Linked DNA regions of Homo sapiens: region 2 is linked to region 1. Evidence: chromatin contacts called from ENCODE Hi-C data. All regions are on one chromosome and are shown on one strand. The core of a region is the stretch at or near the end of the contact, and the rest is flanking DNA. Distances in the headings are between cores, read along the strand shown. Region 1 overlaps LOC124902294 (a long non-coding RNA gene). Region 2 holds the start of LCN1 (lipocalin 1).

Region 1 (5,106 bases), core at 1,154-3,653:
GTCCACCTGGCCTTACATGCCTTGGCTGGAGTCCAGGCGTGGGGCAGGCTTCGGGGATGGTGTCAAGGACTGGGCACTTCCTGCCTCTCTCCTCAAGGTCCCCAGGGCTGCCTCATCCCAACTGGGTCCCCTGCTGCAGTTCTCAGATGCCCTCTGCATGTTCCTTCTCTGGGCTCCGTGGCTCATTCCAGAGCAATCACAGACCAGAGGGACGGCGCCCCATTAGATCAATCAGACAAGCCCTGGAGTGGGGAGTGCAGTCACCATCCATGAGGGTGCGGGTGTGTTGGGGGGATGCGGGGAGGGGAATGGATGCCGCGTCAGCCACCAACAGCCCTGACGGGCCCCTGACTTCCTGCACTAACATTGTCCCTGTGCTCACATCTGCCCAGTACCACTGGGGCCATTCTCACCTACGGCTCTACCAGGTGCCCAGGAAATGCCCCCAAACGGGCAGGATGCTCACAAGGCAAGGCCACCTGCCCTGAAGGACGCGGGGGCCACAGGGTAATGGAAAGCAAAGGGATGGGGGAATTATCCCCAAATCAGTCACACGCCTGATGGCAGCCCTGTCAAAATCCCTAGGGAGGTTTTTTGTTTTGTTTTGTTTTTGGAGGGGGATGACTTTGTAGAGAAACTGCATTTTTTCTTAAAAATGTAAAATGATCTGCAATGCAAATATACCATGTTCTGTTTAGGGCAAGTAGCCTCTTCTGATTTTGAGTCTACGAATAATCAGAAGCACTGAAAATTCCAAAGCAGGAGTTAAAGTCCTCAGCAGCGCTTGGGTGTGCGGTGGGGTCCGTGATGGATGCTGAAACCGTGGGCTCCAAAGGCCAGCACAGGAAGGAAGGAGAGGGCCTCAAAGGAGGGGGCAGGTTGGACCTGGCCAACCCCAGCGTGGCACCCTCAGCCCTTCTCAGCTCCCAGTGCCTCTTAACATTGCTGGCAGGTGTGAGCCTGGGGTCGTGCTAGCCTCTGAGTGAGCTCAGCCCCTTACCATTTCCAGCCTCACCTTCCTCTCCCAAGAAAGTGGCATGAGGGTAACAGCAACCTCATGGGAGTGCAAGGCTGGCACAGGCTTTAGCCGCATCTCTGAGCCCTTTCACCAAAAAGGACTCACTGAACCAAAGAGCTGCACAGAACATTAGCATCCACCCCCACCCCAGAGAGGGCTTCCTAGTGCTCACCTGGGGGAGGGTGTGTGTGCAGGTGGGAGGACGGAGATCGTGGCCTCCCTCCATGTGGCTCGTGGTATGAAGACCCCACCTCAGACATCTCCTGCCTCCCAGGTGGCAGCTGCCTGAGTGGTGGGTGGTGGCTGGAACCAGGAGACCCAGTTCTGCCTGGCTGGGCCTCAGTTTCCCAGGAGGTGACCTGGACAGGGTCACGCTGCCCCATCTCTGTGGCACCTGGCTTGGGACTCCCTCCCTCCCCGCTGCTCTTCCTTCTCCTTACTCCTGGGGTCTTCCAGGAAAGTGCCGATCCCGGAGTAAGATTTGGGGGGCAGTTCCTTTGCTGGCCTCAAGCCCCCTGCGCACTCCTTCCCCAGCGGCAGAGCGAGGGCATCCGGTCCTCCAGGAGAAGAGCTGGGCTAGGAGCTTAGTGTGTTCCCCATGTCACGGGGCCTCTTCCACCCCCTGACTCATGGACCCCATGCTGGCCACGCTGCGGAGGCCTGCCAGGCTTCCAGATGCCGGCGACTCCCCTCCTGGGGCCAGCCTTCTGGAAGGGGGTGTTGAGCCCATGAGGAGCTCCATAAGTGGGGAAGCAAGTGGGGACGGCCATGTCCACAGCATCACCTTGGCAGCTGATGGGCGGGAGGACAGGTCCAGGCGGCCTCCAGGCACGTTCCTGTTTGTGTGACATTCACCGTGACATGGTGCATGCCGTGGCACACAGGGTCCTGTGTTCAGATAAGCCAGGGCCTCGGAGGAACTCAGGCGGAGGAAAGAGCCGGAACACAAACACAGCGCGACCTTTCCCGGGAAGCGGCCCCTCCAGGAATGCGCCCTGGGCCCCCCTGCCAAGCCCTGGGCCTCCATGGCCAAGTACCCCTCACTTCCACCATCCGCGACTCGGTTCACTCCAGTTGAGCCCCAAGAGCCTCTGCTGAGCCCAACCCGGAAGGGCGAGGGAGCCTCGGTGGCCAGAGAGGGCCGAGGCCTGTTGGGATGACTGCACTCCTTCAGGACAGGCACCCTCTGTGACGGGGACATGCAGGGACCACTGCGGCTGCCCTGGCCCAAGACGCCCTGGAGGCCAGGCGGGCAGGGCCCCTTCATCCTTCAGGAGGTGGGACTGGGCTGGGTTTTGAAGGATGGCAGCGTCCAGGTAGACTGAGGGCACAGACAGGGAAGGCCACACAGGCCTAAAAGCACACAGACTTAGGCGGGCGGGAAATGTGAGGTCAAATCCTGGAGCCCTCGGAGGGGGACTCAGGAAATCAGATGCTCAGTAGGGGGCCGAGTTTGGAGCCTTGGCCTTGGGGCAGGCGCCGTGTCCAGCAGAGGGGCTGCTGCCCGCCACGGCTGGCCTTGCCCTTGGCATTGGCCCCAGGGAAGTGCAGGGCGCAGGAGAGATGCCACAAGGCCCTTGGGTGTTCTTCCCGCAGCTTCCTTCGGTCGCAGGCGGATGACGCATCTTTGTCACTGCATCCACGTAAGATGCTCTGTTAGAAAAAAGACAGGAAGGAAACTGTTCCAACTCGCGAGTGAGTCACTGGGGAGGTGGGATTGGAAGTGATTTTCTCCCCTCTTCCAGCTTTCTAAGATTTATAACACGTGTGCATCCTTTAAACTCGTGTCAGGAAGCGACCTCACTAGGGCATTGTGTCTGAGCAGGAAGAATCTCAGGACTCCCTGGGTTTACTCATTTGAGCGCCAGCCTCCAGGAGACGGGGCAAAGGGCTGCTCGTCCTCCGTGACCAGGCGGCCCCTCTGCCTTTGTCGCATGTGTGGTCAACGTGGTGGCTGAAAGGCTCACGTGTTCCTTAGCCCGGGGGACCTGAGAAACCTGACCGTCACCGTGTCTCTGTAGCCTAGTTGGTGGCCCGGCAGTGGACAGAGGCCCTGCAGGCCACCAAGGAGGACGGAACCCCAGGGACAGAGGAGGAGCCGCAGTGCAGGGGGTCCAGGCCCGCCCACAGCCCCACCCTCGGGACACCCCAACCCCTGCACCCTCTGTGCTTGCCTTGGGGCATTTGCTTTTCAACTCCACAGAAAATATTGTGACAGTAACGTGGGAGCAGCAAGAACCCAAATAAAAGAACGTGTCATTCACGCTGCCTCCCTTTGTCCTGAGCTGCAGGTACCAGCACATCTGGGCACTTTCTCCATGGTCCGCTGTCCTAATCCTGACTATTTCAGCACCCAGGGAGCAAGCCAAGAACAAAAACACCTATCATCCATGCCCGGCATTAGAAAATCTCATTGTTGGTGAGAATGATGGTTTCCAGCTTCATCCGTGTCCCTACAAAGGACATGAACTCATCGTTTTCTATGGCTGCGTAGTATTCCATGGTGTATATGTGCCACATTTTCTTAATCCAGTCTATCATTGATGGACATTTGGGTTGGTTTCAAGTCTTTGCTATTGTGAATAGTGCTGCAATAAACATACGTGAGCATGTGTCTCTATGGAAGCATGATTTATAATCCTTTGGGTATATACCCAGTAATGGGATTGCTGGATCAAATGGTATTTCTAGTTCAGCAAACTATCCCAAGGACAAAAAAACCAAACACCGCATGTTCTCACTCGTAGGTGGGAACTGAACAAGGAGAACACTTGGACACAGGAAGGGGAACATCACACACCGGGGCCTGTCATCGGGTGGGGGGAGGGGGGAGGGATAGCATTAGGAGATATACCTAATGTAAATGACGAGTTAATGGGTGCAGCACACCAACATGGCACATGTATACATATGTAACAAACCTGCACGTTGTGCACATGTACCCTAGAACTTAAAGTATAATAAAAAAATATATATATAAAAATTAAAAAAAAGAAAATCTCATTGGTATATATTCAGATTATTTTAAAAGGAAATTAAACTCACAGATATAGGCAGGAGTAGATGGATTTTGTGGGGCTTAAAATATATGTAAACTTTAGGGGTTACTTTAAATAATAATAGCAATATGAATCCAAATTAGATATGAAAATAAATATTTATTTGAAGTGATAAAACAATCACAAGGCTCGCACATGAAAAAGCTGATAGGTGCACTAAACATCATCAAATGGAAGAAAAAAACAAGATTTGATTAGTTACTCCCTGGGATACCTCTGTCAAACTTATTTTTTCTATATCTCTTGGCTGCTACCCCTTGATTATTGCTTCGTGTTAAAATAATTTTTCTTAAAGAGAATGGAAAGATAACAGCCTTCCCTCTGACGTGAGGTTCAGGTTGGTTTCTCATCATCGGTTGGGGGCTGCATGACACACGCGGTTGCCGTCACGATGTGCGTGTAGTGATGCTGCCACGGGTGTCACCCCGTAAGCAGCAGCTCCGATCAATTCTCCTTTGCGAGGTGACCACCAAAGGACTGCAGAGCTGGCCGGGCATTCGTGCGTGTTCATGACCGAGAACTTTTCACACAGAGAGGACTTCTGTCCTGACGAAGGAGCGCAGAGCTGGCCGGGCATTCGTGCGTGTTCATGACCGAGAACTTTTCACAGCTAGGACTTCTGTCCTGACGTCTTTATTGTATAATAGTTGCGTTTAAGGCTGCAGACTTCAAGTTTATATTTCTCTTTATGTAACACTCTGTTCATTGTTGATTCTAGTTTATTGCATTGTAGCTACAAAGGGCAGGCTCTGCTGCGTTAGTTCTGTGAAGTTCCCCATATTGCCTGGTATGTGGCCTATTTTAAAACTATTCCATGTGTATTTAATAAGAATTAGCAATTAAGAATTGTTCATTGTAACAATTATAACAATATAATTGTTTACCTTTTGAGGCAGTGTCTTTGTATACTTTACAATGTTGGTTCCAAATTTCGACATGGGTGTGAACTTTTAACACCCTCGCCCTCTGTTTCTAATGCAGAAGTTCTGACATCTCCCCTTCCAACTGTGTATTTGACCCCTTTGTTCT
Region 2 (5,106 bases), core at 904-3,403, 2.3 Mb before region 1:
CCGCAGCCAAATACGACTCTGCTCCTGGCCCTGCCAGAGCCACAGCCAGGGCTACAGGGCAAGCCCAGAGGGTCCGCCCCGGGACAAACCTGCCACACCTGGTGTTTGGGGTCAGGTGTTCAAGTCTCTAATGCAAATTGACCAGTGGGAGAAGAGAGTGGGCTTTTAGTGGAGTCAGAAGGCAGCAAAAGGCTTCCCAGGCCAAAAGGCCACCCCAAAAAGGCACTGGCTGCCCCCGCACATCCAGCGTGTGTTCAAGCTCAGGCTCTGGCTCAGGCCCCGGGACTCACCGGCCGTGTATTTTCCCGGCTCGTCAGTTTTCTCCAGGACGGCCTTCACCTCCTGGCACCGGCCACTTATCCTGGAAAACAGAAGCCCCCTGGCAAAGCGGCCCTGGCCTGTGCCTCCCCCGGCCCTGGAGCAACCATGCTGCAATGCCCTGCAAATGTGGCCCCGAGTCTGCCACAGGCCCATGGAGGAGGGTGCTTCTCTGCATCTCAGACCCAGGCACCAGCGGCCCCTCCGGGTCCCATGCGGCAGTTCCCGGGGTCTCCCGAGATGGCCAGGAGCTCTGCACCGCTCCTCCTGGTGGCTGCCTTCCCAAACCCCCCGCCCCCAACACATTTCCTGCCAGAGGCACCCAGGCTGCCTGGTTTGCAGGCAGCGTCTGTGGCGTGGGCCTGAGCCTCATCCCGCCAGCTGCATTCTTCCTTTTAGAGACATTCAGGCACAAGCCCCATATCCATCATCATCTGGCCCAGAGAGGGAAAGGTTCAGTGAGGGGCTTTGGGGGAAAAAAAAATCGGGGTCATTGCCAGGGTCAGTGACTTCCTGAGATTCAGCCCCCAGGACCGGAGCACAGGCACTGCATGCCACTCAGGAGGGAGCCATGCGGGTGAAATCACACAGGTGGGAAGTCACAGATGTGAGCCACGCGGGTGGAAGCAGCCCAGGTGAGAGCCGCACAGGTGAGCGCTACACAGGGATTTCAAGGGGGTCTTCTCCATGGTGTCTTCTCCTATGCCCCCTCTTGGTCATTCTGCAAGCCCCATCCCTGCACTTCTCCAAAGCAGAAATTTACTGCCAGGACTGGCTCTGACTCTGGTCGGGGGTAAACACCTTTTCCCAAAGGGGCCTGCACGTCACCAGACATTCCCTAGTCGGAGGAGGAAGTGGGCGGTACCCAGGGCTGCCACTGGTAGCCCACAGGGTCTGATCCGGGGCCTCTGCCCCCTCAGGGCCCCTCCAGCCGAGGCACCTCAGTGGCACAGTTTGCCCTCAAGCATTGCAGGAGGGGCCGAGAGAGGCCTCCCAGCAGGTCTGCCCACCTCCCCAGCACCAGAGCTCTCCTGGGTGGGGAAAGGGAAGGCCCTAGACCAGGTTGCAGGCTGCCCGGCCGGCTGGCAGACACTCACAGCATGGTGACCTTGGCTTCCAGGTTGCCCCCTTCCAGGGTCGTGAGGGTCATGGGTGTCACCGATTCCAGATTCATCTCAGGGAACTCCCTGTCCACCGTCATGGCCTTCAGATACCACGTCCCTGACACCTGGAGAAGGCCCCTCTCTATCAGGCTCAGGCCGACTGCTCCAGAGCCTCCCCCTTCCCTGGCCTGCAGCCCCTAGACTCTACCGCACCCCGAGGGCTGGAAACGGGGAACGTTCCCCAATCTAACCCACCCAGAAAACACCCAGCACCCTCGCCAGGCCCACTTGAAGGTGGCTCCAGCCCCCACAAGCCAGCCAGGACCACAGGAGCCCTCATCCCCAGGGAAGAAGTGAAGTCAGCCAGACCCCCACCCTCCCAGCCCTGCCCACTCTGCACCCCTGCGCCACCTACCCTGCCAGCCCAGACCCCTGCTGCCCCATCCCACCATTCCCTCAGGGCAGGGCTTGAATGCCCAACCCAAAAACGAGGGTCTCCTTGGATGGAGGAGGCATGGGGTCTCCATCCAGTCTCAGCCTCGCCCCTTGCCCCCTCCAGCCCAGCCTTCCCATCCGGGCCTCACATCCTGAATCTCCTCGTCTGAGGCCAGGAGGTGGTGGGCCTGCAGGGCAGCAATGAGGCCAAGGCTGACGGCCAGGAGCAGGGGCTTCATCTCCGGAGTCTGAGTCCACGGCCGCCTGACAGGTCGCTTGCTGGGGCTGGGAGAGGCTGTACCAGTCCTCCCACAGCCGCCCTTTATACCGCTGGGCTCAGGGTCCCCCAGGGACCTGGCACAGGAGACTGACCAATCCCTTCCTGGATGTAAACCACTGCCAGTTCTGCAATGGAGCAGATAACCTGCCATTATTGTTGGAGGCTGGTGAATAACAGCTTGTTAATCCCAGAGGATCACTTGGACAGGACCAGGTCCAGAGGAGCAGATTTGCAGATTTCACCTGAAGGGAAACTGAAGGGAGTGAAGGGTGTGCAGGCCTCCTGGGGACGTGTGCAGCCGTAACAGATGCCCCCCAGCCATCCCACACTTGCTGACGTGCACACTGTCAAGGGGGTTTGGGGTTGGAGTCCGAGGGCCGTGGGCTTGGGGCTCAGCTGAGCTTCCTGCATCTCTGGGCAGGTTACTTGGCCTCAGATTCATCATGGAAAAAAAGGGACCCTCCTGTGTGAACACGATCCCGTGTGCATTTAAAGACGGTGTCCACTGTCCTGAGCAAGGTGTGCAGTAACGACCCTCTCTGCTCCACACACAGAGCAGCAATAGGTCAGACAGACAGAAGACCAAGACAGGTGTGTGTGTGTGTATGCATGTGTGTACATATATACATGCACAAACGCACACACACTCACATAAAACAAGGAATGGAGGAGAAGCACAGGCTGGTGATGGGGCAGAGGCAGGGGCCTGTCAGCTCCAAGTCCCAAGGCAGGCAGAGAGGGCCTAGGTCCGGCTCCTGGGAGTGATGGGAGGGGCTTCCCTGACTCCAGAAAGAAGGCTGAGAAACCCTCCTTGACACATCCCAGGGCTGTAACTTCGTATAACTTAGTGGAGCACTGTGGGCATAGGAAGGCAAGAGGACATCAACACAGCCTCAAGGGCAGAAGCTGAGACAAGCCGTCCTTGGAAAGGATGACTTTATCTGTGACATGCTCTGCATCACTGCAGAGCAGAAGCCTGGGACCCGGGATGGGAGCAGAGGCTACAAAACACTGCTAGACAGAGGACAGTGACAACAAGATGGCAGAGAAAGGCAGAAATGCAGAGACACAATATCCTCACCTTGAAATAAGCTAGAAAGGCCAGGTTCCAAATTACCCAAGGAAACACCACACTAAGAAAGGCAGGCTAAAAATGAGCAATTGGTACAGGAACTTACACCAGCCAAGGAAAGTCTGACACACACTTTAAAACTGCAGGAGTATGATCAAGATGCCTAGTGATTTAAAAATATATAAAGTATAAAATTAGAACTGGCCAGAATATAAGAAATAAGGAGAGACGAAATAGAAATAATTACAAATCTTGAAGATGAATAATAAAGTGAATAAAAAACTCAATAGACAGGTTAAATTCCAGACTTGACATAGTAGAAAAGAGACTTAGTGTCATGGAAGATAGTACTAACAAAATCAATGAAAGCAGAAAAATTCAAAAGAGAAATTGAGGTGTTACAGATAGATTCAGTCTCCAGCCTGGAGCTAGTAATAAAATGAGTGGAGGAAACCAACTAGAGTGCAGCAGCTCTGAAAACACAACACACAGAGATATACACACACACATGCACACACACGCACACACACATGCACACACACACATGTGCACACATACAAATGCACACAAACCCATACACATGCACACCCACATACACACGCAGACATACACGCGTGCACACACCATTCATTCATACATACATGCACATACATGCACACATACACACACACATGCACACTCACACACATACACACATGCACACACATGCACAAAGTTAACACACATGGAGAATAGATCAGGAGGTTCCAATATAAACAGAATAGGAGTTCTGAAAGAAAAACATTTTCTAAAATGGCAACAAAGCAACAGAATAGCTCAGAATTCTTCAGAATTGAAAAGACATGAAGATGACACCCCAGATCTAAATTACCAAGGAATGATCAAAATTGAGAAATCCACTCCTAGAATATTACAGTGAAATGCAGATCATCCAGGAAAGGAGAAAAAAAGTCAAAATGACCAGAAAGAAGAGCCACACTACATACCATAAAAGCGGATGTGGACTGATGGCAGACCTCTCAATAGCAACGCTGCCTTCCGGAAGACAGTGGAGTGACGTCTTTAACAGACCCGGGAGAAATCACATTTACCTGTGAATGTTATTCTCAGTGCAACTTTCATAAAATATTGAAGGCAAAATAAAGACATCTCGGACATTAAAAAACAACTGAGGCCCAGTGTGGTGGCTCATGCCTGTAATACCAGCACTCTGGGAAGCCAAGGTGAGGTCAGGAGTTTGAGACCAACCTGACCAACATGGTGAAACCCCATCTTGACTAAAAATACAAAAATTAGCCAGGCATGGTGGCGTGCACCTGTAATCCCAGCTACTCAGGAGGCAAAGGCAGGAGAATTGCTTGAACCTGGGAGGCAGAGGTTGCAATGAGCTGAGATCATGCCACTGCACTCCAGCCTGGGCAACAGAGCAAGACTCCATCTCGAAAAAATAATAATAATAAAAATTAAACAACAACAACAACTGAGAGCGTCTACCACTCACTGGTCTCCATCAAAGGAAATTTGAAAGGGAGAATTTTAGCAAGTCTATAGGAGACCGAGGTCAGGGGGATAAATGATGTCAGCAAGGCAAACTACCTGCTGGCTGTACAAACACAAATGGTGCAGACTTTGATGGTGGGGGAAAGGTTCTGTTTCAGTGCATATTTAAAGAGTGCTAAATGCACACAAAACACACTTGTGCCCACATGCATGGGTTCATACGAACAAGAATGCACACAAAACACACTTGTGCCCACACGCATGGGTTCATATGAACAAGAATGCACACACAAAACACACTTGTGCCCACATGCATGGGTTCATATGAACAAAAAGATGCACGTTAAGCACGGGAGAATAGCGATGCATGGAGAGGGAAGTGGAAAGGGGTGGGCAGG

What was found. Hi-C counts contacts between places; a loop is a spot of excess contacts on that map. Pooled maps may share reads with other maps.
Region 2: a pooled map shows a loop between it and region 1 (5-fold over the local background). The contact joins the promoter of LCN1 here to the enhancer-like site in region 1. A Hi-C loop is called at or near these places in 1 of 168 maps with a recorded cell type or tissue (K562) and 5 of 50 pooled maps.

Annotation. Positions count from the first base shown.
Region 1 is chr9:133,231,813-133,236,918 of GRCh38, reverse strand. It overlaps LOC124902294 (a long non-coding RNA gene), which reads left to right. Exons shown (of 2, transcript XR_007061830.1): 2 at 3,310-3,643. Among named protein-coding and RNA genes, the nearest start is that of OBP2B, 25 kb to the right of the region's middle. Within about 2 kb of position 2,403, at least 2 of the 41 ENCODE cell types and tissues checked have a DNase peak (open chromatin) inside an H3K27ac peak, as active enhancers do.
Region 2 is chr9:135,518,487-135,523,592 of GRCh38, reverse strand. LCN1 (lipocalin 1) reads right to left here and starts at 2,153. Exons shown (of 7, transcript NM_002297.4): 1 at 2,006-2,153; 2 at 1,416-1,546; 3 at 291-361. The coding sequence starts at 2,095.